Linked DNA regions of Homo sapiens: region 2 is linked to region 1. The links are chromatin loops, found by intact Hi-C in ENCODE. Cell type or tissue: gastrocnemius medialis. All regions are shown on one strand. Links, peaks and the distances in the headings refer to the core of each region. The heading gives the core; the rest is flanking DNA.

Region 1 (15,557 bases), core at 2,444-10,443:
TTTCTGAAACTCTTGAGCTAGGTAGAATGAAGAAGACTAAAACTGGCTCTTTAATACGGGTAACCTACAGAAAATCACAAGGAATCTAGGGGATCTGCCCAGGATGCTCTGAAGAGGCAGGTAGGAAGATTCCACATCACCTTTGGCAATAAAGATGTGCACCTGATAAAGCTGTTTCCCAAATGTTTCCTCCAAGTTCAGCCCATCTACTAATGGTGATACCTACTGTCTCGTTAATACTTGTAGTAACCCTAGAAAGCGGACACTAGTCTTATCTTCACTCGGGAAGCTGAGACTGGCAGAGAAGTGCCAGATAGGCCTTTCAACTCAAAGTGGTCTTAACACCCAACTGCCATGCAGCTAACAAAGCCTAACCAGAGTGGCTCTAACTCCAGTTCCAGGCTGTCTGTAGCAAAAACAAGTAAGCACACTTAGGTCTCAGTCATACAAACCTCACCTTGTCATTTGAGCCAAAGAAGTAATTTATGTCCTCTCTGCAAAGGCTGTAGCTGCTACCCACCCACTTTTCCATAAAACCTCCCTTTGCTTAGCTTGCAGACCATATTCCTCTCCTCTGAAGTCCAGAGCACAAAATGCCTTCTACCTTCTTTAACTTTCAGCCTGCTTCTGGTCTGTCTCTGCAGCCTTTGCGGTGGAGGCCATGTCTTACACCTCCTCGAATTCTCATGGAGGTCCATGCCTATAGTCTGGGGACGATGACACGTTTGCAGAATCACAGTCATATGCAACAGCTGATGAGAAAACTCCTTTATCTATCTCCCTGCGACAAAGAGGCAGCTCCATATATAACATCCCTCCAACACACATGTTCTATGCAGTGTTTTCTAATAAAAATCTGATGAATTTCCCTGTCTTGCTGAAAACATAATCTGGTCTGGGCATTTAGTATTTAGTGACTGCCTGCTTCATGCAGAGCACTATTGGAGATTCTGCCTTCTAGGAGCTTACGGACAACAGAGGAGATGAGAGACATACACACGCATCGATAACAAATGTTAGGGAACACCACAGAGGACCTGAAACACCACTGGTAGCTCTCAAAGAATTCCTCAAAGTGGCAGCATTTGGGCATCTAAGGACTAACAACCTGTATATAAATGACCAGCTTACACACATACACGGCTTCAGTTGTGCTTCCAGCGCTAGCCAAAGCGCAATTAATTTTACTACCTGACAATTAATTTTACTACCTGTATATACACCTCCTGAAACCTATGTAAAAATTGTGACTTTCTTCATTCACAGTGCTGATATATATCACATAGTATCAGCTGACACGAGCATGCAATAATAATGCCCTAGCTTCATATAATGGCTAACATTTATGTACTCATTAAGCAGATATTTACTGAGAGCTATAAAATCTCAGGTGCTTGGATGAATACCGACTACGTGCCAGGCACAGTTCTTAACACTTTACATATATATTTTTCTTAACTCACCCAACCCCATGAGGTGGTGATGATGATTTTCTCCACTTGACAGATGGGGAAACTGAGGCACAGAGTTATTAAGTCCAGGGTCACAAAGCTAAAAAATCTCTCCACTCCCTTTCTCTAGTGTCCTTATGCTGTTTTTGGTATACATGTGCCAACATCTCATTTCTGAGGTCCCTGAGTCCATCCTACTAGCTGCTAAAGAGAAGACAACACATCAAGAGTCTGCATAACCCTTCTTCAAGCCTACACAACTCTAGGGCCAACATCACAAGCCAGTCCAACAGTTATTTCTCCACTTTGAAGAGTATGGAGGCACCACTTGGAATAAATCCCTTGGCATTTGTGCATTTCTGTTTAGGCATTCACATCAGCATGCATTCACTGCCTGCTGCTGATAGTGTTATTTCTTATAATCTGTGATTCAAGTTTTGTGTGGCTGCCAGTCCCCAACACAGACCATAGCAAGCAGCCGCTCTGGGAAGTTTAACAAGCCAGTAAATTCTGAAGAGCTAGCTGCTGCTCTGGGCCATCATGTGGCCATACAACCAGAAGGAGAAGTTTCAATAGAGACCATGGTGGGAAACACTAGAAATTCAGCCCCATACCTGGACTGTGGCCCATTCTCAGCCATTCCCCTCCCACACTTCTGTGACCATTTCATTTCTTCGTTTTCCTTAACCAACTTTTCTTAATCTTCTATTCAACAGTCAAGTTATTGCTTGAGAGTTGTCGATCATTTAGAAGTTATTTGAAAAAGCTCCCTAACCAGATGCTACCTCCTCCTCTTCACATCATGCTGCAGACCAGTTCCTGGGGTTCACAGCTGGGTTAGAGCATCTTAGCTCAAACTCATCTACTTCAAGCTTAGTGCCTTGATCATCACCTGGTCCCATCTGCTAACACCCATCCCCATGCCTACTCTCTGCTTTCAGAGGGGACGTCTTACTAATTCCCGTGGTCAACTATTAATATGCTCACTTCACACCTAGTTATTAGAAAGTCAGGCTCTGAAAAAGTTGAGCCTGAATCTCATGAAGCCTCCAGATCTAGCGACCTTATACCAAACACAAGTCAAACAATACCTCAAGGAAGCAATCTTTAGAGCAAACTTAAAGCAAATAGTCCAGCTCCTTCAACAAATCAATAGTTTGCAAAAAGAAAAGGAGGGGGACTTTAGAAAGATATCTTGGATAATGCAGGAAAAAATCAGAAGATGGACTAGGTATTCGTGATACTAAGGGATGGTTGTTAATTTTGCTGCTGTGCTTTTAACACTTCAAACAGCTTTTTTTAAAGAGATGAAGTTTTGCTGTTGCCCAGGCTGGATGGCAATGGTGCAATCACAGCTCACTGCATCCTCAAACCCTTGGGCACAAGTGATCCTCCCACCTCAGCCTCCCAAGTATCTGGGACTACAGACACACGCCACTGTGCCCAGCTAATTATTTTATTATTATTTTTTCTAGAGACAGGGGTCTTACTGTGTGGCCCAGGTTGGTCTCAAAGTCCTGGTTTCAAGCAGTCTTCCTGCCTCAGCTTCTCAAAGTGCTGGGATTACACGTGTGAGCCACCACACCTGGCTGGACACTTTAAACTTTTAATACAATATTTATGTTAAAAGAAGAAAGAAGGTATTATAGTTACAGATGCATAACTACATCTATAGGTGAAAAGGAGGATGTTTAAATTTTATGTTAAAATACTGAAGGGAAGGAAAAGGAGAGGAAGAGAAAAAATGAGAAAAGGAGAAAGGAAATGAAAGAGAAGAGTGAAGAGTTTAGGGAAACTGGTGGAACCAGATTTGCAGGATGATTATTGAAGCTGCACATCAAGTACATAGAGATTCATTATACTTTGCTCTCTACTTTTGTATATATATGCAAATTTAAATAATTTTTCCTTTAAAAAAAAAAAAAGGTCAGGCTCTGGACAAGGCAGTTCCCTAAAAGAAACCAAAAATCCAAAATAAGAACCAAAGAATTAGATTACAGAAAGCATGTTTCCCATTTAGCAATGAGCCAGTGACATCACCTGAGTGTCCCCTATGGGCCCAACACCTCACAAGATGAGAGGCAGAGACCCAACTTGACCAAGAGTCGGCCCTGCCTTCAGGGAACACACACTCTCACTTGAGAGCTGGCTCTCAGACACCTGAGGCAATGGCTAGTCCTGACCACTAACTTTATAACACAGAGACCCAGGAAGTCACCAAAATAGCATCCAACTAAGGAATCTGTCATATTAATAAGATACTGTACTTACTTTCTCCATCAGCAATTGCAAAACAGATCAGCTAAAATTAGAGGGAGGCCTTCAGTGTTCAGAATCTCTCCCAAATGCTTACACAGGACTTTCTGTTTAACAGAGTGCACCACACAGACAGCCAGACACAGTCCACCATATTCCCCTGAGCCGAATGCTTTAATTAATAAGCAAGCAGCAAGACTGAGGCTTTTATCACATCACAGCAATACTTGCACAGATACTTTTAAACCACAGGATAAAAGGAAGATAGACACATGTCTGCCTGTCCCTAAAACAAAAGTGTATGAAGTCTGTTGATTTAAATTTTTAACCTTAAACAATAAACCTTGAACCAGTAAGTGTTTAACCCAGGCCCAAACCCCAAATCTCCTAAGCTAAGAGGACAGGGGCATTCCCGAACTATTACTCATATTTCAAAGGTGAATCAGAAAGGTTACATGTGTCTAACCTAGGAAAATAGAGGTTAAGGGAAACAAAGCTCTTATGTTCACAGCTAAAATTATACCACCTTGAAGCAGAACACTGGTTATCTCACGTTGATGAAAAGTTGAGACCAGCAAGTATGTGTTGAGGATTATTTAGATGAGAAATCAAATAAATTGTCGCTTAAGAAATGCAGCTTATTCAGAATACAGAGTTATTTAAGATATGTTATCTTTGGAGGAAGAAATGAGGTAGAGTGTTCAGCTTTAAAACATTTGAAAGCACTGCCTTAGAATGCATAAAGATAGAGAAAATATTTTTTGAAGAAAAAAATGCCCTTTTATAGTAACTATTATCTACTGCAAGTGCAAGTTAATCTTAAAATTCAATTCAACATATTTAAGTAAAAATGGCGGTACCACAAATAAATACTGCTGCCTTTTTATGCATGACAATGTTTATTAAGCATGCATATATAAAAAGCTAGATTTAACCTTGGTTTATAGCAGATTAATTTAATACTGGGAAGTATATATTCTAGAAATGACTCAACTTGGAAGACGCCAGTGAGAAACCCTCATAACTGGGCTACCTGGTAATTCTGCAAACTTCAAACGCCCCCTTTTGTCATCCACCTGCCACCATCCACACACTGAGGCACTGGGAGCCTGAAATAAGTCTTGGAACAACTGTTAGGGAAGTAGGATAATGCGGTGATCAAAAACACAGACTCCAGAGCCAAACTGCCTGATATAATTCCCAGCTCTGCCACTCACTGGCTTTGCAACTTTGGGCAAGGCTTCTGTGCATCCGTTTCCGCATCAGTGAATATAGAGGAAGAGCCTGGCCCTTTGCAAGCACTATGTGATGCTAGTTATTAAGACCATGCGTGGTGGTGGCCCCGTAAAAAGGCGTTTCTGCCACATGGCTCTGACCCATCCTTCATGCTCTCTCCCCCACACCATACATTCCTCTCATCATCTATCCCCTTCTCTGTTTCAGTGAATCTTCTTTCCCTCTCTTGGGGCATTTCAGGCTCATCTATAAGTCACAAACACCAGAGGCCTGGGACAGGACCATCCTTCCAAAGGGCTTCTGATAACTGAGAAAAGGAAAGAGTCTCACAAATTGGTTCCTTTGAAACCAACTGCCAGTGAAAATCGTGATGCCTGAGAAACTAATTCCTTCTACTGTCAAGGAAAGTGGAGATTTTTGCTGTAAATTATTTGTCTATTCAAGGAACAGCTTGAAACGGACACCCCCAGGGCCACAAGGAAAATCATGGTCAATGTGAGCTCTATTTGAGTGTTAAAGAAATATTACCGATGCTGGACCAAAGACCGACTTGTCTCCCACCCAGCTGGATGGGCCCTCCCTGCCCCTGCCTAGATGCACATATATGCTTCTCATAATCAAGATTCTTTCTTCAAGACCACTAGATCGTGGCACCTGAGGGCTGGAAAGGATTTCACAAGTCATCTAGATCAAGGGTCACAAATCCAAATACCCAGAGTCCCAGTCAGGTCATGAGTCACAAAGGGACCGGAGCCAGCTGGGGACTGTGTGTCCTGTGTGAAGGGAGGGCTGCCCCTTGGCTCCAGCTGTCATTGCGGGCCTGGGACTGTCAGACGTTCTGAATGGTTAAGAGAAGATGGAAATTTAGATTTTATGTGTGGACCAAGCAAAACACATCCCAGAGATGGCCCAAGTGCTTCCAGGTCACATACCTTGATCCAGAGCAGTGGCTCCCACCTACAAGCCTCAGACCCTGGAGATGTAAGGAGCTACTACACTACAGCCACCGAATCCAGTGGGGGAAGAGAGACAAGGGCTCCAAACAGATACTACTTGTAGACTGCATAGATAGTGTGCCTTGCTCATATAAGAACTACTTTTTTTAACATAAAAGGACACTGTAATATTAACAAAACCAAATTTTATTTCCAAACAGCACTAAATTGATGATTTTTCATTTCACATTTTCTCAAATGAGGAGATCCCAAGAGCACAGAAACGGTCACGCAAGGTCCATGATTTTATTTACATTAGAAAGGGGACTCCTGGGCCTAAAACATTCACCACCACCACCTAGATCAATTCTGCCACTTGAATGGTGAGATTGGAAGGTGGCATGACTTGCCCATAGTCACACAACTCCTTGCAGAACCAGAAGGGAAAGCCAGGCTCCTGAGTCCGACTCCCAGCTCCTTCACCACCAGCACAGAGCATGGACCCTGCCCCAGAAGAGCCATGCAAGAAGTGACACCGCCTGTTTGAGAACGCAGAACCAATCCAATCATAACACAATTTTGGACTGAGGTTTATCCACAATCACCTCTTCAAAGTTTCACAGAAGCACAGAAGTAGAAGAAGCCTGGATAACCCCATACTCCAGCCCTACCCTCAAGCCACCTCCTCAACTGTATCTCAGATGGGAGCCTTCCAGCCTCTGGTGGATAAGGACCTTGCTATCTTACAATGCTGGGTAACAATGCAACTTGAGAACTTCAGTTCTTCCTATTCCCATACCCCTCTGGTCTCCTGGGCTTGCCATTCAGAATGTCTGTTTCCCTCTCCACCCTCTTTACAACCTACTTCTTTCTCCCCATCCCCAAGGCTGCCTCTATATGTTCTTTCCACAATCTCCCTTCTCTTGCTTGCTCCATTTCCACAACTAGCTGGCTTCCTGATGAACAAGAGGGTATTTATTCACTGTTGATTCTTGCTCTCAGTCTACAGGTATTGGCTAAGAAGGACTGCCTTAAGATAAACACTTGAGACACAGAACTGAACGAGCCTGCCCAGTAAGTCAAGACAGGATACTAGGAAGCCAGAGCAGGTGGCGGGGAAGTGGGGCACGCGTTCCACTCAGGGCATCTGTGGCAACGGGAGAGGACGGTGCCAAACACAGATGCGTAAGCTGTGCACTACACAATTCCAAGGGCACCACTCAAAAAGACCAAGTTATGAGTAGTACCCTCTGGAGTTGTACAACAAGCAGCATAGGGAGGGTCCAGTGGAAATGCAGGTCTGGCCATTAAAACATCAAGCCTATCTTTCAGTGGTTCTATTAATTAGTAACGACTGGCCCACGGAGTTTCTCCTACTTGAGCCTGCTTAAGAACCACCCGGCAGCTTACCAAACCTGAGGAATGCCAAGCCCTCCCCTGAAATTCTGATTCCTCAGTCCTACGGAGGGACTAAGGAATCTATGTGTTGTTTTTTGTTTGTTTGTTTGTTTGATATGGAGTCTTACTCTGTCGCCCAGGCTGGAGTGCAGTGGCACAGTTTCAGCTCACTGCAACCTCCTGGTTCAAGCAATTCTCCCACTTCAGCTTCCTGAGTAACTGGGATTACAGGCGTGCACCACCACGCCCAGCTAATTTTTGTATTTTTAGTAGAGACAGGGTTTCACCATGTTGGCCAGGCTGGTCTCGAACTCCCAACCTCAGGTGATCCACCCACCTCGGCCTCCCAAAGTGCCGGGATTATAGGTGTGAGCCACCATGCCTGACCCTGTGTGTTGTTTTTTAACAACCAGACTCTTGAGAAACTCTAGCCAAGAAAGTTGAGGCTTAGGAGAAGGAAGACACTGTAAGTGCCGAGACTGTGTTACCAAAGGGAAAATGTTTATATTTTTATGAGATTTAGTCCTTCGATCTCAGCTCTATTTTATAAAGAATACTGTTTCTAAAGATGGTTAATGATGGCACACATGTATAATCCATGAAGCAACTGTCTCTATAAACACAACCCTGGCTATTCCTTGTCACAATTTTTAAGAGCATACAGACAGGCACCCTAGACACTGAAATGACATTACTATTCTGACAGCTTGCTAAATTTATGGCCACCATGTGCCAAATCATAGGAAACCCACATTCTAAAGCTCCTCCCTACCTACATGTCAACATGGCAAACGCTCGGACACATACCTTGTGCTCCTCCTTCATCACCTGTTCAATGAGTTCAGATTTCACCGGAGGCTTTGAATACTGGCCTGAGAGAAGGCCATGTCCTAACTTAGTCCTGGCCAGGACAGAGAAACAGAAACAAAAAGGTCATTGTTGTTTTTCCATAGTAATATTAAATTTATCTATGAATATCAATAAGTACAACTGCTGTTAGGTGGAGCATTTGATCTGCGTTACACACAAATAACTTATTTATTTGATTCTGCTTCATACTGATACCAGTTTCAAATTTTCTTCAGTCCTTTGTAGATAACTTTATCTTCTTATAAAAGTAACACATTCTCATTTTGGAACACTTTTTTAAAAATACATGAAGAATTGCCTTTAATTTTGCAACCCAGAGATATCCACTATGAACATTTTATTGGATGCTTTTTCTAGAAAAAAAAAAATACAAATCTGGCACTTACATCTGTGTGTTGAAATCTTGTGTTGGATCTAAAGGCGAGTAGTCAAATATTCTGGGAAGGTTTCCTACATACCTAGAAAATGAGAGGCAATAGTTAAAACATAGCAACTGCAAGAAGAACAGAACCAAAACAAGCCATCAAAATTCTTGCTAAGACCTTCTTGCCCCTTTGTCAAACTAAACAATCTACCTGAAGAAAAGTTTTTCATGAGATTCTACCCCTACCAGCACTCATGACCTTCCTGAAACGTTTATGCTTCTATCAGTGGGTCTCAACCCTCGTTGTAAGTTAGATTCACCCAAAGAGTTTCTTTTACATATATCAAAACCAGAAGCACCCCTAAATGTTCCAATTTCATTGCGTGAGACTGAGGCCTGGGATTTGGAATTTCTTTTAAAAGTTCCCTGAGTGATTCTAACACGCAACCAGAGTTAAGAACCACTGGCTAAGCCATCACAATAATCACCACCTCGATGACAGTGGTACAGAGGCCAGGTGCTGTGGCTCATACCTGTAATCCCAGCACTTTGGAAGGCTGAGGCGGGTGGATCATCGGAGGTCAGGAGTTCAAGACCAGCCTAGCTAACACAGCAAAACCCCATCTCTACTAAAAATGCAAAAAATAGCCAGGTGCAGTGGCACGTGCCTGGAATCCCAGCTACTTGGGAGGCTGAGGCAGGAGAATTACTTGAACCCTGGAGGTGGAGGTTGCAGTGAGCCAAGATCATGCCACCAGACTCCAGCCTGGATGACAGAGCAAGACTCTGTCTCAAAAAAAAATAAATAAATAAAGACAACAGTACAGTTAGGGACAAGACTCGACTTAACCAAAACATCATCAGGCTCCTCTGAAGCCTCTGCTTGACTGGGCCCGTCCTTGGGCTTCCCTCTCTGTCCTTGTAGATCCAGTTTAAGTAAGCATCCTGCTAAGTCAGTTTAGTGAAAATCACCCATCCTTGCTGTCTGACCAGCCTGGCCTGCCTTCAGCAGTAATCCCATTAAGTCTGGGTAGCCAGAAACAGCTAATCCTTGACGTTTCTTCTTTGTGATTTTCCATCCCCTGGCCCCACCCAACTCCTTGTTTATAAATCCCCACTTGACCTTGTTGGAATCAGAGTTGAGTCCAATGTCTCCCCCATTGCCAGGCCCTGTTGCAGTGCTCCTATACCTATGGCCATGGACCCCCTTGAATAAAGTCTGCCTTATCATCTTTAACAAGTGTTTGGGTAATTTTTCTCTTTAACATTAAAAATTGGCTCTCCCTCTCCCTCTCCCTCTTCCTCTCCGTCTCCCCACGGTCTCCCTCTCCCTCTCTCCACGGTCTCCCTCTGATGCCGAGCTGAAGCTGGACGGTACTGCTGCCTGATTCTCCTGCCTCAGCCTGCCGACTGCCTGCGATTGTAGGCGCGCGCCGCCACGCCTGACTGGTTCTCGTATTTTTTTGGTGGAGACGGGGTTTCGCTGTGTTGGCCCGGCCGGTCTCCAGCCCCTAACCGCGAGTGATCCGCCAGCCTCGGCCTCCCGAGGTGCCGGGATTGCAGACGGAGTCTCCTTCACTCAGTGCTCAATGGTGCCCAGGCTGGAGTGCAGTGGCGTGATCTCGGCTCGCTACAACATCCACCTCTCAGCAGCCTGCCTTGGCCTCCCAAAGTGCTGAGATTGCAGCCTCTGCCCGGCCGCCACCCCGTCTGGGAAGTGAGGAGTGTCTCTGCCTGGCCGCCCATCGTCTGGGATGTGAGGAGCCCCTCTGCCTGGCTGCCCAGTCTGGAAAGTGAGGAGCGTCTCTGCCCGGCCGCCATCCCATCTAGGAAGTGAGGAGCGCCTCTTCCCGGCCGCCATCACATCTGGGAAGTGAGGAGCGTCTCTGCCCGGCCGCCCATCGTCTGAGATGTGGGGAGCACCTCTGCCCTGCCGCCCCGTCCGGGATGTGAGGAGCGTCTCTGCCCGGCCGCCCCGTCTGAGAAGTGAGGAGACCCTCCGCCCGGCAACTGCCCCGTCTGGGAAGTGAGGAGCGTCTCTGCCCGGCAGCCACCTCGTCTGGCAGGGAGGTGGGGGGGTCAGCCCCCCGCCAGGCCAGCCGCCCCGTCCGGGAGGTGAGGGGCGCCTCTGCCCGGCCGCCCCTACTGGGAAGTGAGGAGCCCCTCTGCCCGGCCAGCTGCCCCGTCCGGGAGGGAGGTGGGGGGGTCAGCCCCCCGCCCGGCCAGCCGCCCCGTCCGGGAGGGAGGTGGTGGGGATCAGCCCCCCACCTGGCCAGCCGCCCCGTCTGGGAGGGAGGTGGGGGGGTCAGCCCCCCGCCCAGCCAGCCGCCTCGTCCGAGAGGGAGGTGGGGGGGTCAGCCCCCCACCTGGCCAGCCGCCCCGTCCGGGAGGTGAGGGGCGCCTCTGCCCGGCCGCCCCTACTGGGAAGTGAGGAGCCCCTCTGCCCGGCCAGCCGCCCCGTCCGGGAGGGAGGTGGGGGGGGGGTCAGCCCCCTGCCCAGCCAGCCGCCCCGTCCGGGAGGTGAGGGGCGCCTCTGCCCGGCCGCCCCTACTGGGAAGTGAGGAGCCCCTCTGCCTGGCACCACCCCGTCTGGGAGGTGTACCCAACAGCTCATTGAGAACGGGCCATGATGACAATGGCGGTTTTGTGGAATAGAAAGGGGGGAAGGGTGGGGAAAAGATTGAGAAATCGGATGGTTGCCGTGTCTGTGTAGAAAGAGGTAGACGTGGGAGACTTTTCATTTTGTTCTGTACTAAGAAAAATTCTTCTGCCTTGGGAACCTGTTGATCTGTGACCTTACCCCCAACCCTGTGCTATCTGAAACATGTGCTGTGTCCACTCAGGGTTAAATGGATTAAGGGCGGTGCAAGATGTGCTTTGTTAAACAGATGCTTGAAGGCAGCATGCTCCTTAAGAGTCATCACCACTCCCTAATCTCAAGTACCCAGGGACACAAACACTGCAGAAGGCCGCAGGGTCCTCTGCCTAGGAAAACCAGAGACTTTTGTTCACTTGTTTATCTGCTGACCTTCCCTCCACTATTGTCCTGTGACCCTGCCAAATCCCCCTCTGCGAGAAACACCCAAGAATGATCAATTAAAAAAAAAAAAAAAAAAAAACATTAAAAATTGTTCCAATAATCTCAAAATGAATAATAATGGTAACAGCAGTGACAGCTACCGTTTTCTGGAGGGCTTCCTATATTAGCCTGTTGAGTTTTCATTGCAACCGTATGAGGAAGAGATTGTTGTTATCATTATCCTCATTTGAGAGGTGAGAAATTGGGATGCAAATTCATTAGGTAGCTTCAAAAGTCTCCAAGCCACCTGTAATCCCAGTACTTTTGGAAGCCGAGGGGCGAAGATTGCTTGAACCCAAGAGTTGAGACCAGCCTGGACAACAAAATAAGACCCTATCTCTACAAAAAAAAATTAAAAATTAGCTGGGTGCAGTGGTACATACCTATAATTGCAGCTACTCGAGAGGCTAAGGTGGGAGGATTGCCTGAGCCCAGGAGGTCAAGGCTGCAGTGAGCCGTGATTGTACCACTGCACTTCAGCCTGGATGACACAGCAAGACCCTATCTCAAAAAAAAAAAAAGCCTACCAGGGAGGGAGTAATGAGGCCCAGAATGGACCCATGCAGCCAGGCACCAGGCCAAGTTCGGAACCACTCTGCTGGCTGTGTCTGCCCATCCACTGCCCCTGGAGCACTCTATAATCCCTCCTGGCAAGCTTATCCTAACAGAGCAAAGCCAGCTTTAACACTGATCTCCAATCATAATGCACAATCACTCCTTTCACTTCTTAAATTCACTTCCTATTTCACACCCTCTACTTTGTGTTGTTCTTTCCCTGTTGTCTTTGACTCTCGCCTGAAAGCTCTAGGAAGAAGAATCCAAAAGCAGATCCCTTTCTCCAGCCCTTCATGTGCCCACTCTGCCCACTTCTCTGACCTCATCTGCCACTGTGTTCCCCCAGCCCACAACATCCCCACTTGTCCCTCTTGCTGCCCCAGGGCATGACAGACTTGCTCATGTCTCAAGGTCATGCCTTCTGCTGTCTTTTTCCTGGGATGCTGCCTCACAGATCCTTGCTTGGCAGCTCCTTCTCAAGCCTGTTGACAAGTCGCCTCCCGAGACCCTCAGATAAAACAAGAGGGGCCGCCCCCACCCTTCCTCACTCCCTACCATCTGCTTCTGACTGACTTTCTTCTTAGCATGCATCACTATTTGCAGTTTTATAATTTACTTGTGATATGGTTTGGCTGTGTCCCCACCCAAATCTCATCTTGAATTGTAGCTCCCATAATTCCCATGTGTGGTGGGAGGGACCCTGTGGGAGGTAACTGAATCATGGAGGAGGTCTTTCCATCCTGTTCTCGTGAGAGTGAATCAGTCTTTATTAGCAGCATGAGAACAGACTAATACATCTTGTTTAGTATCTGTCTTTCCAGAGATTACATACTAGAATGTCATCTCATGAAGGCAGCAACTTTATCTAAATCACTGCATCTCCAGCACAAGAACAGCATCTGACATGTAAAAGACACTCAATAAATATTTGTTCAATGAATACATTTATGTCACACAATCACACGATTAACTTCCATAACTGAGTACCAATAACCAAACAGAAAAAGCATTTTTGCAATGAAACCCTAGCAGAGAACCATGATACACTATTACTTGGCAATGACTTCTAATTGGATTCCCTAACTACTAGAAACTTCTAGGCACCTGCTGTCCACAGACTCAGAAGTTGTAGCTCAGATTATGTACCTAGAGGAAAATTAACAGAGCATGCTTCTTTGGGCCAGTCCCATTCAAAGGACAAACAAGACATAAACCAAACTTCAGAGTTAAACTATTTAGATGCAGGGACTATACTGAAGAATTCCTAACAATATATAACATGATGAACTCAGGAGCTCTCTTATGATCCAGTTTTAATCACATCTCAAAACTTGACAAGACAAAAAAAAACTCACTGGAAAGATGAACACTAATGAATAGGCTTATGCTTTAAGGCAAGATAGATAGAAGAGTAAAGAGAATAAATTTTATTTTTTCAAGACAGCGTCTCACTCCCTCGCCCAGGATGGAGTACAGTGGCACAATCTGGGCTCACTGCAACCTCTGCCTCCCAACTTCAAGCAATTCTCCTGCCTCAGCCTCCCGAGTATCTGGTGTCACAGGCACGCACCACCACGCCTGGCTAATTTTTTAGTAGAGTGGGGTTTTGCCATGTTGGCCAGGCTGGTCTCAAACTCCTGACCTCAAGTGATCTGCCCACCTCAGACTCCCAAAGTGCTGGGATTACAGGCATGAGCCACCATGCCCAGCCAAAAATAAATCTTTCATGTCAGAAAAGTTCACTTTGCTGGTACCTGAGGTCAGGGAGAAAAAGAGAGAAGTCCATTTTGCTATCAATGTATATCCCTTTTCTAACTGATGAAGGAAATCTTCCATTGTAACAAAATTAAATTAAAATGCAGAAGAAACGCTAGATAATTTTCATAGATGTTATACCTCCTGTTTGTAATCTAGCAATTCTTAAAAAGATGTAGTTTTGCTATCTAGCAATCTACCTTGGTTGTCATTCCATTTGTATACCAGTTTATTTAGATTTAATCCTCAATAAAAATTATTTTGAAATGTAAACTAGGTTCAAATGGCAGACAGGGTACCAAGGAATCAGGCCAAGTTCCCTAATTATGCTACGGCTGTTCATAAGCCAGTTAATCTTTCTGAGTCATTTTTCTTTTTTTCTTTCCTTTCTTTAATTTTCTTATTATTATTTCTTTCTTTTTTTTTTTTTTTTCTTGAGACAGAGTCTCACTTGGTTGCCCAGGCTGGAGTGCAGTAGAGCAATCTCGGCTCACTGCAACCTCTGCCTCCTGGGCTCAAGCAATTCTCCTGCCTCAGCCTCCTGAGTAGCTGGGATTATAGGCACACACCACCATGCCCGGCTAATTTGTGTATTTTTAGTACAGACGGGGTTTCACCATGTTGGCCAGGCTGGTCTCAAACCCCTGATCTCAGGTGATCTGTCCACCTCGGCCTCCCAAAGTGCTAGGATTACAGGCGTGAGCCACTGCACCCGGCCTTCTTATTATTTTTTTAAAGACAGGATCTCACTCTGTTGCCCAGCCTGAGTACGGTGGCACAACCACAGCTTACTGCAACCTCAGACTCCTGGGATCAAGCAATCCTCCCACCTCAGCCTCCCGAGTAGCTGGGACTACAGGTGTGCACCACCACGCCCGGCTATTTTTTTTTTTTTTAAATTTTTGTAGGGATGGGATCTAACTTTGCTGCTTAGGCTGGCCTCAAACTCCTGGTTTCAAGTAATCCTCCTGCCTCAGCCTCCCAAAGTACTGGGTTTACAGGTATGAGCCACCATGCCAGGCCCTGAGTCACTTTTTCTACTTTCAAAATGAAGACACTGCTCCTGAATCTAACTCCACTGAGTTAGACCTGCTGGTGAAAAAGAAGTGAGAAGAACAAGTATTTCAATCCAGTGATATTTGGTCAAAGGGTGAAAAGACTGAAGACATGTATGAATAGTTCATTGCTCATGTTCTCATATATCTAGTAAATGTTTAGAAAATAGAATGAGAATGTAAAATATTAGTAATATAAAATTCTAAGACTCTTGAAACAAGACTAGGGAGAGATTCAAATACTAAATTCTCAAAAACATAAAGCCTGTCTTCACTCCTCCTGCACATGCATCAGGATGTGTGTCCCTTCTTCATAGGCTCCTCTCTGACCACCTCCCTCCTTTCTCCATCATGGAATGTACCATGTTTATAAGCATGCAGTTGTTACTATGATTATTTTCTTAATGCCTGTATCTCCTGCTTACTTCATGCCTGGGGGTGAGGACCATGTCCTTGTGTTCACCACTGACCCCCACACACTCAGCACACTGCTTAGCAGAAAAGAACTCACTCTCTATTGGCTGGATGAAAAAATGAAAAATAGACATAGAAAATGCACCATAAATTTTCAAAGCCAGAAAACAGCAAGAAGAGGTATGTCTC
Region 2 (15,557 bases), core at 4,070-12,069, 66 kb after region 1:
CATAAACCAGCAAAAACTGTTAAAATTGCACAGCCTGAAGCCACAGAGAAAACCCGTATATCCTCTCCTACAATATAAATCGGCTCAGCCTTTCTAGAGAGCAAAAAAACAGTGACCCTTTGGCACAGTATTTCCCCTCTGGGTACAGGCCCGAGAGAAGAATTAAAAAAAAAAACTAATTTGTGCAAAAATATTCACACATGCAGTATCTATAATAAAATAATGTAGCAATGGCCCCAAATAGAGGAGTTAAGAAACTGTGACATATAAGCACAAGAAAATACTGCAACATTATTTAAAAAGACAAAGTTATGAATTGTGTGTAATGAGTCTTGCTTGGTCTACAGTGGTGCTTCTCCAACTATTGTCACGATGGATGAGGTTGTTTTTGTTTTTTGTTTTGTGTTGTTTTCATTTGTTAAGGAAAGACACATGTTCCCACTGCACATGACTAGTTCAAAGCTCCAGCCAGATATGGTCTTACTCACCACACACCTTAAGTTCCACAAAACCCAAACTGGTCTATGTCCTGGGCAAACAGATCCACTGGTCACACACTTGGCTGTGGCTGCAATGTCAAGTTGCTATACAAATCTCAAAACAGGCCGGGCGCAGTGGCTCACACCTGTAATCCCAACACTTTGGGAGGCTGAGGCGGGTGAATCACCTGAGGTCAGGAGTTCGAGACCAGCCTGGCCAACATGGAGAAACCCCGCCTCTACTAAAAATACAAAATTAGCCGGGCGTAGTGGCACATGCCTGTAATCCCAGCTACTCAGGAAGGCTGAGGCAGGAGAATCGTTTGAACCCGAAAGGCGGAGGTTGCGGTGAGCCAAGATCGCGCCATTGCACTCCAGCCTGGGCAACAAGAGCGAAACTCCGTCTCAAGAAAAAAACGAAAGAAAGAAATCTCGAAACACTACTCTTAGTGTTGTACTCATCTCTCAGCCCAGTCAGCTGACACACTTTAGGTAGCACTTGTCTAGGGCTAGGTGAACTCGGCCCAAGTCTAAGAGTGTCTCACCCGCCAGGAAAGCATTATCTAAAAGACTTTCAGGACACAAGGTCAGGCCTGCAGCCTTCACAGCAGCCCCATCAATGCCTCCTCACTGCAGGCGCTTCCCAAACGCCACACTCTGCCAGTCTCTGCCCAGGAACTACTCCCACATCTCCCTGCTCAGCCCCTCTTCTGACAGTCCTTGACCCTAAATCTGCTTTCATTTCACAATCAGTGTCATGCTCATTGAAATCTATCGCTATGAGAAACCCAGGCTTCCTTGAGTTTGCCGCCAGTACCTTTAGAAGCTGAAATACACATTTGCTCCTTGAAGGCAGGAAAATTGTATCATTTATTGCTGAATCCTAAAAATAGTACCTGGTACAGGGCAGGGGGGGCAGGAAAACTGTGTCATATTCACCACTGAATCCCAAAAACAGTACCTGCTACAGGGCAGGATTGAACAAACTTTTGTAGGATGAATGATAGTTTTTGTCTCCACTATTTGTTATTGGGTCTCTCTCTCTCAAACTATTCCTCAGTGCCCTTCTGATCTGAATTTAAAATGCATCATAATACAGCTTCCACTTAAAGTCTCTGGCACGACTAAACAATGGGAATTCTCAAAATAAAACTCATGGCCACGCATAGAAAAACAGCCTGAGGCACCAGCAGAAATTCTAGCTTTTCAGGTTTGTTTGGCTGAAGTCACTCTTAGCAGCCTGGACACTTGAACCCTACTGCCCCAGCTCTCCCACCTGCTGTAACCAAGCCAGTCTCACATGGTTCTTCAGGAAAGTGGCTGCCTTCTCTGCACCACCGTCCCACCTTGGATCCTACCTGCCTCCGGTGCTCAGAGGACACCCAGCCCAGAATGACCAATGTGCAGTTCTGTGCACAATCCTAAGCTAAATAGGATTCTAATGATCATTTTTATGATGCACTAACCAGAAATTTGACCAAGATGCAAGACTTTGACATCCAAAATCAGAAGAAAGTCAAGAAATACTGCACAGGGCTCTATAATGATTTCCCTTGACAACTTCTCCAGCCCCATAATCAAACGGTAAGAAAGGAGCAGCACTGGCCGGGTTCAGAGGCTCACGCCTGTAATCCCATCACTTTGGGAGGCAGGTCAGGAGATCAAGCCCATCCTGGCCAACATGGTGAAACCCCATCTCTACTAAAATACCAAGAAATTAGCCGGGAATAGTGGTACACACCTGTAGTCCCAGCTAACAAAAAAATTAGCCGCGCATGGTGGTACACACCTGTAGTCCCAGCTATTCAGTAGGCTGAGGCAGGGGAATTGCTTGAACCCGGCAGGCAGAGATTGCAGTGAGCCAAGATCGCGCCATTGCACTCCAGACTGGCAACAGAGCGACACACTGTCTCAAAAAAAAAAAAAGAAAAAAAAAGAAAAAGAAAGGAGCAGCATTAGAAGCCCCATGTATTGTTAAAATCCTGTCTTCAATGCATTTCAATATACATACAGTATATACTTAGCCATTCATTTGCTACTTTGTATTGTATCCCTCTATGTACTATTCAGAAATAACATCAAAGACAAAGTCACTGATTTTATATTGCCTGCCGTTTAAAAGAATGTTAAAACGGTGGCAAATATAAAGGTCAAGATTGCAACATGTTTCAGAGTAGCAAGTGAATAGTCATTTTAAATAAAAATACACTACTTTGTCAATCGGTAGGTGTTCAGAGAACTTTGTTTATGATGATGTTTTCTTGGCAACCAGCCTTCCCACTGGAAGACAGGAAGGGAGCATGAGCTTATGTGAGCAACGCGCTCAGGAAACAGTCGCTGCGTAACACTTGTTTTTATAACTACAGAACAGTGTCTCCTGTGGAAAACAAGCGGTCATTGCTGCAAAGAGAAACATGATGTAGGTAGATGGAGTCACAACAAATCCACGCCAGGACAAATCACATACTAACACCGCGGGAAGACGGTGACTCACACACCCTTGGAAAAGGAAGGCCAAGAAGACCAGAACACCGTATTTTCTAGAACATCGACTCAAAAAAGAGCGGACAGGAAAAAAAAATTAACCAAATGAGCTGCTTGTAATTATAAAAAGAAGTAACCCAAATGGCCAAGAACAGATTTGCCAAATAATTTATGGTACCTCCATGAAATGTAACACTCTTCAGCTATTTAAAATTGACTTGTGGATGAGTATTTACTGATAGAAAAATAAGTACATAGTATTTTTGGGCTAAGAAAGCAGGTAACAAAACACTGTGTATGATGTTATAATATACATGACATGCACACTCTTCCTGGCGTATGTTGTTATCTCAGCATGGGGAGACAATGTGGGAATTTTTTTTCTTCCTGTTTTCTTCTGGTATTTTTAAATTTCTCTTCAGGAACATAGATTCATTTTTTAATTAAAATATAAATAAAAGTTTTTTAACTGAATGTATTTAGATATGCTCCCTTTTCTCAAACCTGGCTTCCCAACCACACAGCTTTATGGGGGCTGTATATTCCCACTACTCAAAGTAAAGCATGGTGGCAATAACTTGAGATTTTAATTTTTTATCTTTGAGAGAGTCTCACTCTGTTGCCCAGAAATGCAGTGGAGCCATCTCTGCCTCCCGGGTTCAAGGGTTTCTCCTGCCTCAGCCTCCCAAGTAGCTGGGATTACTGGTGCCCACCACCACACCTGGTTAATTTTTGTATTTTTAGTAGAGACGGGGTTTCGACATGTTGTCCAGACTGGTCTCGAACTCCAGATCTCAAGTGATCCACCCATCTTGGCCTCCGAAAGTGCTGGGATTGGCCGGACATGGTGGTTCACACCTGTAATCCCAGCACTTTGTGAGGCCGAGACAGACGGATCACCTGAGGTCAGGAGTTCGAGCCAGCTTGGCCAACATGGTAAAACCCCGTCTCTACCAAAAATACAAAAATTAGCCAGGCATGGTGGCACACACCTGTAATCCCAGCTACTCGGGAGGCTGAGGCAGAAGAATCGCTAGAACCCAGGAGGCAGAGGTTGCAGTGAGCGGAGATCATGCCACTGCACTCCAGCCTAGGTGACAGAGCGAGAATCTGTCTCAAAAAAAATAAAAAAATAAAAAAATTGCTGGATTACAGGCATGAGCCACTGCGCCCGGCCAATAATTTGATATTAATAAGAGAATATCTTGAGATTTGTAGCTGAGGAAATTCAGGAACAAGTAAAATAGAGGTGATACGGCGTGTAACCTCAGGGAGGCAAATGAGACTGTGATTACAACTGGGAAAAATGAAACTAATCGGGAACACTGTACTCTAGTTGGCTCCCACTCATGTTTACAAAAGGGGATGCTCAATGTGGAGAATGGAAAAGAAGCCGTGAGAGTGAGGCCGTGATGTCTTCTCTAGAGGCAAAAGAAGGCCATGGGGGTGAGCGGCAGAAGGAATGTGTTCAGTCCCTCAATGCAAGACATCAGAGACCCAGCAAGGGTGGTGCCCTAATGACATTTAAGTCCTAGTAAAGAGAGACAGGCAACACGCAAGAAAGAGACATCGAAGATAATTTCCAGCAGTGATAAGAGGAGCCTGAGGATTGGGGTCTTTATACAGATGGGGGACAGGGTTGTCTCTAGGAGGCTGAGACTTCAAAGATGATGAGCAGTCAGGCAAGCAAAGAAGGAAGAGTACCCTCTCCAGATGCAAAAGCATGTGCAAAGGTCCCCACTCCAGAAAAGGCTTGGCTACTGCTTTGAGGGTAGGAAGCCAGCAGGGTCCTGGAGAAGCATGAGAAAAAGGTGGCGACAGTACAGGAGGAGAGGGCTGCAAAGGTCAGCTCAAGGAAGCCTGGCACGCCAGGGGAGAGCTGGGTGCACACTGGGCAGAAGCAAAGCCACTGGAGGCTTCTAAAGTGAGAAGTGCCATGATCTCATCTACATTTTTCAAAGATCACTCTGGCTACTGTGGAAGAATTATGGAGGGGGGGGTCAAGAAAATATACATTTGAGAGGCTATAGTCTAGACCCACACTGTCTAATATGGTAGCCACCAGCCACATGTGCATATTTAAATTTAAATTAAGTTAAATTAAAAATTCAGTTCCTCTACCGCACTGGCCACATTTCAAGTGCTCAACAGCCAAAGATGGCTAGTGGCTACCTTACTGGACAGCTGAGACACAAAACAATTCCATCATCTCAGAAAGTTCTTTTAGACAGCCTCTGTCTAAACAAGGCCAGATGGTGGCTTAGCCTGGGGAAGATGGCAGGAGGAGGAGGGAAGGGGGCTGACAGCAGAGACAGGGAAACGGGCAGTGTCAGGATATTATTTTTTTTATTTATTTATTTAATTTTTTTTTTTTGAGACGGAGTCTTGCTCTTTTGCCCAGGCTGGAGTCCAGTGGCGCAATCTCAGCTCACTGCACCTCTGCCTCCTGAGTTCAAGAGATTCTCGTGCCTCAGCATCCCAAGTAGCTGGGACCACAGGCGTGTGCCGCCATGCTGGCTAATTTTTGTATTTTTAGTAGAGATGGAGTTTCACCATGTTGGCTAGGCTGGTCTCAAACTCCTGACCTCAGGTGATCTGCTTGCCTTGGCCTCCCAAAGTGCTGGGATTAGAGGCGTGAGCCACCGCGCCCAGCCAGGATATAATTTTAGGATAGAGCGCACTAGCCCAGGAGGTGGATTAGATGTAGAGGCATGTGGAAAAGGGTGGAAGTGAGGACAACTCCTAATGGTTCTGATTCATTACTGAGTCCATAAGAGCACCCTCCTGTCTCTGCCCAACTTTTGCTTTCATCAAGCCACCACCTACCTATTAATTCAACCTCTCAGGTACTTCCATGTCCGAATGAAAGACATGAGTGTTCCAATAACCAGAGCACAGATCTCCAGTATATTCTCGCTTCTAGAGCAAACCAGACAAGAGTTTTAAAATGCAAAAATTAAGCACCCATAAATAAGAAGCAAATGAGCAAATTAATCACCCATAGATAAGAAGCAGGTGAACAATAAGAAAGTAAAACAAGATTCCAGATCAAGGGCAGCAAGCACACAGAAGGGGGAAATATAATGGAGAAAAAGCACTATCAGAAGATAGGACTGGGCGCAGTGGCTCATGCCTGTAATCTCAGCACTTTGGGAGGCCAAGGCAGGAGACCTACTTAAGCCCAGGAGGTCAAGGTTGCAGTGAGCCAAGATCACACCACTGCACTCTAGCCTGGACAACAGAGTGAGACCTTGTCTCAAAAAACAAATAAACAGAGAAAGAAAGAAAATAGACTGGATAGCAGGGAATAACCAAACAGGTCACCAGTAAAACAGAATTACCAGCATACAATAGTTGCAAAATCCAAAATCTTGGTTTCAACAGCAGATCCATTGAAGTAAATGTGTTCACATAAACTAAGTAGGAAAGAACAAACGCATGTAATCCCAGGAGAGTATAGGCCTTACTGCTAAACACTGATAAAACATCTGTGGCCATGAAATGTTAAGAAAAAACCAGAAATATTAATCCAGCAGCAGGCATGGTGGTGCACACCTGTAGTCCCAGCTACTCAAAAGGCTGAGGCGGGAGGACCACTTGAGCCCAGGAGGTCGATGCCAGCCTGGGCAGCATAGCGAGACCCCATCTCTAAAAAAAATATAAATAAATAAATGTTGAAATGTTAATGCAGTAATGATTCCTCCAGCTTGCTCTGACTTTGGGTGTCTCCCTTTCTGCAGAGGACTCCTACGCATTAGAGCTGTACAGCCTGGTCCTGCACAGCTAAAGGCAGAGGCTGAACAACTAAGTTTTGACTACACTATAAACTTACTGTTCTACTGAGGCATCATTTATTAACTTTTTTGGTAAGTATAAAACCGAATCAGCCGGGCACGGTGGCTCACACCTGTAATCCCAGCACTTCGGCAGGCCAAAGCGGCCAGATCACCTGAGGTCAGGAATTCGAGACCAGCCTTACCAATATGGAGAAACCCCGTCTCTACTAAAAATATAAAAATTAGCCAGGTGTGGTGACGCATGCCTGTTAATCCCAGCTACTCAGGAGGCTGAGACAGAAGAATCACTTGAACCCAGGAGACAGAGGTTGCGGCGAGCCGAGATTGCTCCATTGCACTCCAGACTGGGCAAGAAGAGCGAAACTCTGTCTCAAAAAAAAGAATCATTCTTCTGGGTATTTTGAGCAATGAGGATGCTGTCCCCCACTGCAGCTGGGGAAGGCCAGGGGCAGGGCACGAGGTCCAGCTACTACAACAGTTTCAGGACAAATGGGGAACATGGAAACCATCGGCATACGAACACACTCAACTGAGCACCTGCAGCAGTTCCCGGCTTACACATACAAAAAGAAAATGTGAAACCACCTTGTCAACAGTACACCTTTTAGAGTCATTTCTTATTTTTATTTTATTTTTTAAAAGTGATGATTTTCTTCAGGATGAAATCCCCCTGATAAACATGAAGATTGAATTTCCAGGCTAACCCATAAAAGCCCATCCCTCTGATCTGAATTTGAGTATGAATAATGGCCCAGAACAGAGTTCCCATCAAAGAGGCCAGCAAAAGCTTTCACTGTTGGGGAGAGCCTTATGCAGAATTACCGAGTAAAAGATGTCTCTCTTCGGCAACCCCAAGACTCCGTAAATGCCATTTCATCTTCTTCTCGAAGGGAACCGCTCACTAAACCACTGATAAAAGGGCAAGTACCTCTGCTACAGATCCACTAGCTTAAAAGTGAGAGCTAGGGAGAGGAGAGTTCCAGAGAGGACAGCAATAAGATATGTTGAATGGGCAGCTGTGATTACAACAACCCTGCAAGGTAAGGCACTACTACAGAGGGGGAAACCAAGGCTCACAGGAATTCAGTGACATTAAAGCATTTGCTGAAGTCACATGGCTACTAAGTAGTAAGTGGAGGTGGATTTGAGCCCAGGCCAGTCTAGCCCCCTGCGGGCTGCCTGGTGCTACTGAGAAGCAGATGTCGTTTTGGTGACAGGAGCCAGGTGGGCGGCTGTCGGCAAGCACATGCTCTCGTGGGGGCTTGGGGAAAAGAGCAGTTTCTCTTTTTTTCAAGACTTTCATTCAAGGAAAGCAGGAGGGACAGGCAAAGGACAGCAGCCCCACTCAAGTAAGCAGCCTGTGCCAGGCACCCTGCCAAGCTTTCCTGCGGGGCAGGAGAGAGGTTTCAGCAGGCTTTGCCAGCTCCACTCCCCAAATGCAAAAGGACAGCTGGAGTCCCTGGGAAGTGGCCACTCCAGATTGACAGCTCCCTGACAAAAACAGTGGCAAGACCCAAAGTGCTGGGCTCCGAGACACTGGTGAAGGAGCTGCAAGACTTAGAGGCTCTCACAGCCTACTCGCCCTAATCAGCTTTTGTCCAGCAATGAAACTGGGGACCTAGAAAGAGAATTCACACTAACTGAGGCTTCTTCCAAAGAACAGGCTGGACACTCAATGGCAGAACCTGCCCCAAATGGCACCTCCAAAAGAGCAACTCAGCAGCTTTACACAAATGATACAATATGTGAATTACTTTCAACCCTGCTTCCTGTAGCCACTCCCACCTATTCCTCATTCCACTTCCGGAATGACCACCATCCTCATGCTGTTCCCTTGCTCATAAGTGGCTGGTCCCTCAGGTCTAACCTTATCAAGACCAACCTCTTTCACATCCCACAGAGGATTCAACCTTGCCTTCCAGTCTCCCCAGGAATCTTCTCTTCCATAAGACAATTTACTATCTCACATACAAGCCAAGTTGGTCCCAACTCCATACCTTTGTCCACCCCTACCCCTCCAAAGCACTGTCTCTTCGGATTCCATCCAGTTGTCCACGCCAGTAACTCTACTAGATTTTGTTGATTATTCCCAGGTCTAAAATCTCCTCTCACAAATTTTAAGCACCACACTGTTTAAAGTTTAAATATCCAGCTGGGTGCAGTGGCTCATGCCTGTAATCCCAGCACTTTGAGAAGCCAAGGCAGGCAGATCACTTGAGGTCAGGAGTTCAAGAATGCCCTGGCCAACATGGAGAAACCCTGCCTCTACTAAAAATACAAAAATTAGCTGGGCATGGTGGTGCATGCCTGTGGTCCCAGCTACTCAGGAGACTGAGGCACAAGAATCACTGGAATCGAGGAGGCGGAGGTGGCAGTGAGCCGAGATCACACCACTGCACTCCAGCCTGGGCAACACAGCAAGACTCTGTCTCAAAAAAAAGAAAAGCCTTAAATATCCTATAAGTGCTGCAGGGTCTAACTTCATGACTCATCAGGGCTTAAAGACCACCTCTGTCATGAAGCCATCTTTGAACAAATCCTTGAACAAATTACCTAACCTCTCTGACTCTCCATTTCCTCATCCGTAAAACAGGGGCAAAATCGTAACTATAACATGTAAGCCAATTACTATCATAATTAAATGAGATGACGTACATAAAAGTGCCTGGCATAGTGTTTGACTCATAATAGACACTTGACGGATTGGAGTTAGCTCAAGCGGTTATGTCCTCATGCCAGACTTTCCATAATAGACACTTGAAATTAGCATACACACTCCACTACGATAGAGATCCTGCCATGGTCCTCTGTTTCCCTCCCACTTACACCCTCTCTACCCCTATAATACCAACTGCAGTGCAGAGTGCACAGGAAGCCATAAGTCAGTATTAACACTTGTTAACTAACACAAAGCAGAATGTTTCCTTTTTAATCTTTTTTTTTTCTTTTGAGACAAGGTCTCACTCTGTTGCCCAGGCTGGAGTGCAATGGCGCGATCTTGGCTCACTGCACCTCCGCCTCCTGGGTTTAAGCGATTCTCCTGCCTCAGCCTCCTGAGTAGCTGGGATTACAGGCACCTGCCACCATGCCAGGCTAAGTTTTGTATTTTTAGTAGAGACGGAGTTTCACCATGTTGGCCAGGCTGATCTTGAACTCCTGACCTCAGGTGATCCGCCCACCTCAGCCTCCCAAAGTGCTGGGATTACAGGTGTGAGCCACCACGCACCATCTTTCCTTTTTAATCTTACCACATGAGGCACATACTATCTTGCACCTCAAGCAACATCTCTGTCCAGAGGCGTATTCAGATTCATTAAATTCTTGTCATTGTTACATTGTCCTGTTGTTCTAGCCCTAAAAATAGGTGTTCCTGTTCACATCTTCCCTGTGCCTGGGAACAAGGGGAGTCCTAACTGATCACCACAATACTGAACAGACCAGACAGAGGCCTGATCTGCAACCATAGATCCCAGTCCTCTTGTCATCTCCCTGAGGGGCCCAATGTGGGATCTTTTACCAAGCACCCTAGAATCACAACATATAAAACATTCAGCAAGTACTCGAGACACTTTTCCCTGGCTTTTCAAGGGTCAAACCTATGATGTTTCAGATAATAAGATAACATGAAAATATCATATTGGCGGCTGGGTGCGGTGGCTCATGCCTGTAATCCCAGCACTTTGGGAAGCCAAGGCAGGTGGATCATTTGAGGTCAGGAGTTTGAGACCAGCCTGACCAACATGGTGAAACCCCATCCCTAGTAAAAATACAAAAAAAATATCCGGGCATGGTGGTACACACCTGTAATCCCAGCTTGAACCCAGGAGGCAGAGGTTGCAGTGAGCCAAGATCATGCCACTGCACTCCAGCCTGAGCGACAGACCAAGACTCCAAAAAAAAAAAAACACACCCAGAAAATCAGAAAAGATGCAGGCTTAATGGCACAGGTTCACAAACTGTGTAGTTTTCAGTTCTCTACTCTTTTCCTTTTAATTCTCCAAGACCTCAGCTATTCCACATCCCCACAATCTGTATCCCACCCATGACAGAGATGTACAAAGTGAAGGCAAAGGAAAACAGATATCTAACTCAGCTTCTGAGGATGGGAGGAGTCCTCACAAAGAACATCTGAGCTGGCTTTAAAGGACGAACAGGGCTTTTCCAGGAGGATGAGGGTGAGAGAATGCATTCCAGGCCAACGCAAGAGCATGAGCAAGCACATGGAGGGGCAAGAGCATGGAGCACCTAGAGAATGGAAAGTCTTTTGGGACAGACAGAAAGTAAGCAGAGGGGCAGGAAAGCTGGATCAACAAGGTAAACTGAGGTGATGTGCCATGTTAGAAAAGTCTGAATGGCACCATTGAGGATTTCAAGGCGGGCAAATGAGATGATCAGACCCCTATTTTAAAAATATCCAAGAGTGTAGTGTGACAGACTGGAAGGGAAAGTAAGGTGGTTGTTAGGAAGCTTCTGCCACAGTCCAGGTGAGAAAGGATGAGGGCCCGAGCCTTAGCAGTGCAAGGGAGAGAGGAGGATATACCAGAATTTGGTGACTGATGGGATATGATGCTAAAAGAGACAGTGAGATAGCCATGTTCATGGCAGCACTATTCACAGGAGCCAAAAGGTGGAAGCAACCCAGTGTCCCTGACAGATGACTGGATAAACAAGATGCGGTATATACACACAATGGGATATTATCCTGCCTTACAAAGGAAGAAAATTGACACAACAACATGGATTAACCTTGAGGACATTATGCCAAGTGAAATGAATCAGTCAAAAAGGACAAATATTGCATGATTCCACTTGTATAAAGTACCTAGAGTGGCCAAATCTTAGAGACAAAAAGTTGAATGGTGGTTGTCAGAGGCTGAGAAAAGGGGAGAACAGGGAGTCATTGTTTAAAGGGTACAGAGTTTCTGTTTTGCAAGATGAAAAGAATTCTGAAGACAGACAGTGGTGATAACTGCAAAACAGTGTGAATGTACTCCAATGCCACTGAACTGTACATTTTAAAATGGTTAAGATGGTAAAGTTTATGTTATATGTATTTTATCACAACTTAAAAAATAAAAAGAGAGAGAGGGAGGTAGAATGGATGATACCATACACCTCTCAATCTGGGGCACTAAAATGGATGGCCGCTCCTTTAACTGAGCTCCAGTCCATAGGGAGAGGAATGCAGGGGAGGAAAAAGAGAATTCAGAGTTGCACAGATGTCCAGATCCAAAATGAGCAGAGAACATGAACTTTTCCAAAAAGTCTTTCTGACAGGATCAGCATCATCTCTCACATTCCAAAGCTCTAAAAATGGTACAACTTTAAAGGTAATGAACTACTGTCCAAAAGGGACAGCAAGTGACTTCTTGATTATGATTTTAGAAAAGCAGGATTTTAGGGTACACATGGCAAATGACACAAAGACATCCATTTCACTCCTTTCTGAAACCCCAATCAAAGGACAGCAAAGGGATTTTTTCAAGACATAAGCTATAGCACTAAAGTCTGGAAAGCTGGACGGCAGGTAAATGAATGCTAAAAGACTAAGATGGCAACAGAGCTGAATCCTAGGCCAGCAGCAGGGAAAGCCAAGATCCAACCTGATCTTCACCCCAGAATGCCCAAAAGACTCCAGAACTGGCAATTCAAGATAACTCTGGAAGATGGGGTGAAGTAGGAGCTAAAATAAAGAGAAAGGTTTTCTATGTAGCCGTCAGAGCCCCAAACCTCACCTCCACTCCAAGAGGCCCCTCCCTCTCCTGGCAAAGAACTAGAGAGTGATTCTCTAAAGCAGACAAAAACAAAGGTTTCAGCGCTGGGGAAGAATGAGCTTAGTTAAGAATAGAGGCACCATCACGAACATGGGGACTAAGAGAATGTATGTGTATCAGTCCAGATTTGGTCAGAAAATAGATGCTATTCAGGTATTACAGGCAGGAAGAGATTTGATACAGGAAATTAAAAGCTTAAAAAATCATGGAAAGGGCATGAGAGCCACAGTCAGAGAAATCACTGCCTATGTTCAGGAACTCAGGATGTACAAGCGTCACAAGAAACTGCACAGATGACGTCAGAATCCCCACCACTGAGGTAACTGTGTCCCAGAAGGACACTCAGATGCTGCTAGGAAAACCTCACATCGACCAGGTGCCACAGTTGCAATAGCAAAGTGGCTTCTCCTTCTCTTTTGCCTTCTAAATCTCTTACTGGAAAAATCAGTATCAGAATCTTGCCACCAAGGGACTCTGGGAAATGCAATGTCCAGGAGCCAGCCCCTGCAATGATGGGAGAAGCTTAGCAAAGCAGGGACACAGCTGAGAACCTACAGGCAATATCCAGCTGGTATCGAATACCCAGATGCTGAGACCACCTTCACCCTCCACTCCCACTCAGTTCCCTAAATACTGGTAGACAGGCCTGTATTTTCCAGGCAAGAGATTAGAATAGTCTCCTACCTGGTAGCCAAAGGAAGAAAAAAAAATCACACTAACATTTAAGCTTCCCCAAAGAAACAGCCCAGCCAGGTCACCCTACAATGAAACTCACAGTTCAGAGAATAAAAAAAAAAAAATCCTATCTATGAAATAGTAAATTCCCAGCTCAAGTAGCTCTAATTTTTTCAAAAAGTGTCAATCAAACTCTCTAAATTTTAATTTGCTTCAAAAAGAATGTGCATGCAACATATGACATCTATGGTTGAGCTAAAATTAAGATAATAATTTAATGTGAACCCATAGGCTACATTTCAGGTGAGGTAAGTGACTGGAATAAGTGGTTATATCTTCTTGCCTAAACTCTAGAACTTTGGTTTCCAAAGTAAGGCCTGGTAACCCTCTGACACCCCAGAGTCTTTAAGTAATTTGGGAGGTCAAAACTATTTTCATAACATGAAGTTACTTGCCTTTCTCTCTCTCATTCTCTCATAGCACACAGTGGCATTTTCCCAAGGCTACGTGACATGCAATGACATCATTTCAAAAGCCAATAGAATGTAATTGTTCAAATTGTTTTAAATTTTTCTCAGTTTTAACTTCTAATATGGTAAATAGCAACAGAAATCACACAAAAGCTTTTTGCGGTTCTCAAAAATAGTTAAAGAGTATAAAGAGGTCAAAAAGCTTGAGAATCACTGCTCGAGAACAACTTTTCAGCTAGTTGCTTTTGGAAGGAAGCTTTTGACATGTGAAACTAATAAGATTTACTTTAAGTTTATATCTTCAAAGTGGAAAAAAGTCTGTCTGCTCTGAAATTTTGCTTTACTACCTTGTATCAGTTTATCCATCAGGAGGAAGAGTTTTCCACAGAGATCCTAAATTAACTTTTTTTTCTCCCTACAAGTAAACATTATGATGGGAAGTCTCATTGACTGCAAGGCAACGTGCATAGTACAATGGTAAAATGCAGAGAATCTACAGGGACTCAAACAAATACTTGTACACCAACAACTGAAGCAGCTTTATTCACAACAGTCAAAAGGTAGAAACAACCCGATGTCCATTAACAGGTGAATGGACAAATAAAATGTAATACATGTACATATATATGATGGAATATTATTCAGCCTTAAGAAGGAAGGAAATTCTGATGCATGCTACAACACTGAACCTTGATAACATTATGCTAAATGAAATAAGCCAGACACGAAAGGACAAATACTGTGTGATTCCACTTATATAAAGTGCCTAGAATAAGCAAATTCATAGAGACAGAAAGTTGAATGGACATTACAAGGGGCTAGGAGAAGGGAGAAGTGGGGGTTTATTGTCAAATGGATACAGAGTTTCAGTTTGGAAGGATGAAAAACTGGAGATCGACAGTAGTGATATTCACACAACAATGCATAGTGATAGTTACACAACAATGCGAATGTAATTTAATGCCACTGAATTGTACAATTAAAACGAGTTAAAATGTTTCCATGCGAATGTAATTTAATGCCACTGAATTGTACAATTAAATCGAGTTAAAATGTTTTGTTTGTTTGTTTTTTGAGACAGAGTCTCGCTCTGTCGCCCAGGCTGGAGTGGAATAGCGGGATCTTGGCTCACTGCAACCTCTGCCTCCCAGGTTCAAGCGATTCTCCCTGCCTCAGCCTCCTGAGTAGCTGGGACTACAGGCGCCCGCTACCCAGCCCGGCTAATTTTTGTATTTTTAGTAGAGACGGGGTTTCACCATGTTGGCCAGGCTGGTCTCGAACTCCTGACCTCATAAGGTGATCCACCCACCTCAGCCTCCCAAAGTGCTGGGATTACAGGTGTGAGCCACCGCGCCCAGCCAAAATGGTTTTTTAAAAACAGATTCTAGAGTCAGACAATTCAGATTCACATCCCAGCTCTCCTACTTACTCTCTGGGTGATCTTTGTACTTGAGTTTCCTGATCTGCAAAATGGTAATAGTATATAACATAGGGTTGTTGTGATGATTAAATGAGTTCATGTAGGTATAATAATATATGCAATAATTAGAAGGCTTGGAATGATGCATGGCACCTAGTAAGTGCCCTATCACTCGGTCTCAAACTTTGGCATGTCTCAGAATCATGCAAAGAGCTTATTAACACACAGACTGCTACACCCCCACCCCCAGATCTTCTGAAACAGAATTAGCAGTTCCCAAGACATGCTAGTGCTGCTGGTTCAGGGAGCACGCTTTGAAAACTGCTCTATATACATGTGAGATGTCATTATTATTACTGGCAATGCCTGAGAGAATACCAGGCACACCACTAAATACTTGTGGAAGAAAGGACAGAAAGACAGAGGATTCACTGAGCCCCTAACATGAAGTGTTCCCA

The links. Peaks named below come from ENCODE experiments on the same cell type or tissue, not always from the same donor. Only the 100,000 strongest peaks of a DNase experiment are listed, where the experiment ranks them.
Region 2: a loop joins it to region 1, with 3 times the contacts of the local background. A loop is called at or near these places in 22 of 110 quality-filtered maps.

Annotation. Positions count from the first base shown.
Region 1 is chr3:179,723,236-179,738,792 of GRCh38, reverse strand. USP13 (ubiquitin specific peptidase 13) reads right to left here. Exons shown (of 21, transcript NM_003940.3): 9 at 8,533-8,604; 10 at 8,084-8,177. Among named protein-coding and RNA genes, the nearest start is that of USP13, 78 kb to the right of the region's middle. RefSeq lists enhancers at 9,376-9,954, 9,955-10,534. In gastrocnemius medialis, for the core only: no CTCF peak of the experiment used is centred there; DNase peaks (open chromatin) are centred at 3,572, 5,702, 7,002 and 8,092; H3K27ac peaks cover 7,728 bases.
Region 2 is chr3:179,659,239-179,674,795 of GRCh38, reverse strand. All of the region lies in intron 1 of USP13 (ubiquitin specific peptidase 13), which reads right to left. Among named protein-coding and RNA genes, the nearest start is that of USP13, 14 kb to the right of the region's middle. In gastrocnemius medialis, for the core only: no CTCF peak of the experiment used is centred there; a DNase peak (open chromatin) is centred at 8,165; H3K4me3 peaks cover 1,090 bases; H3K27ac peaks cover 8,000 bases.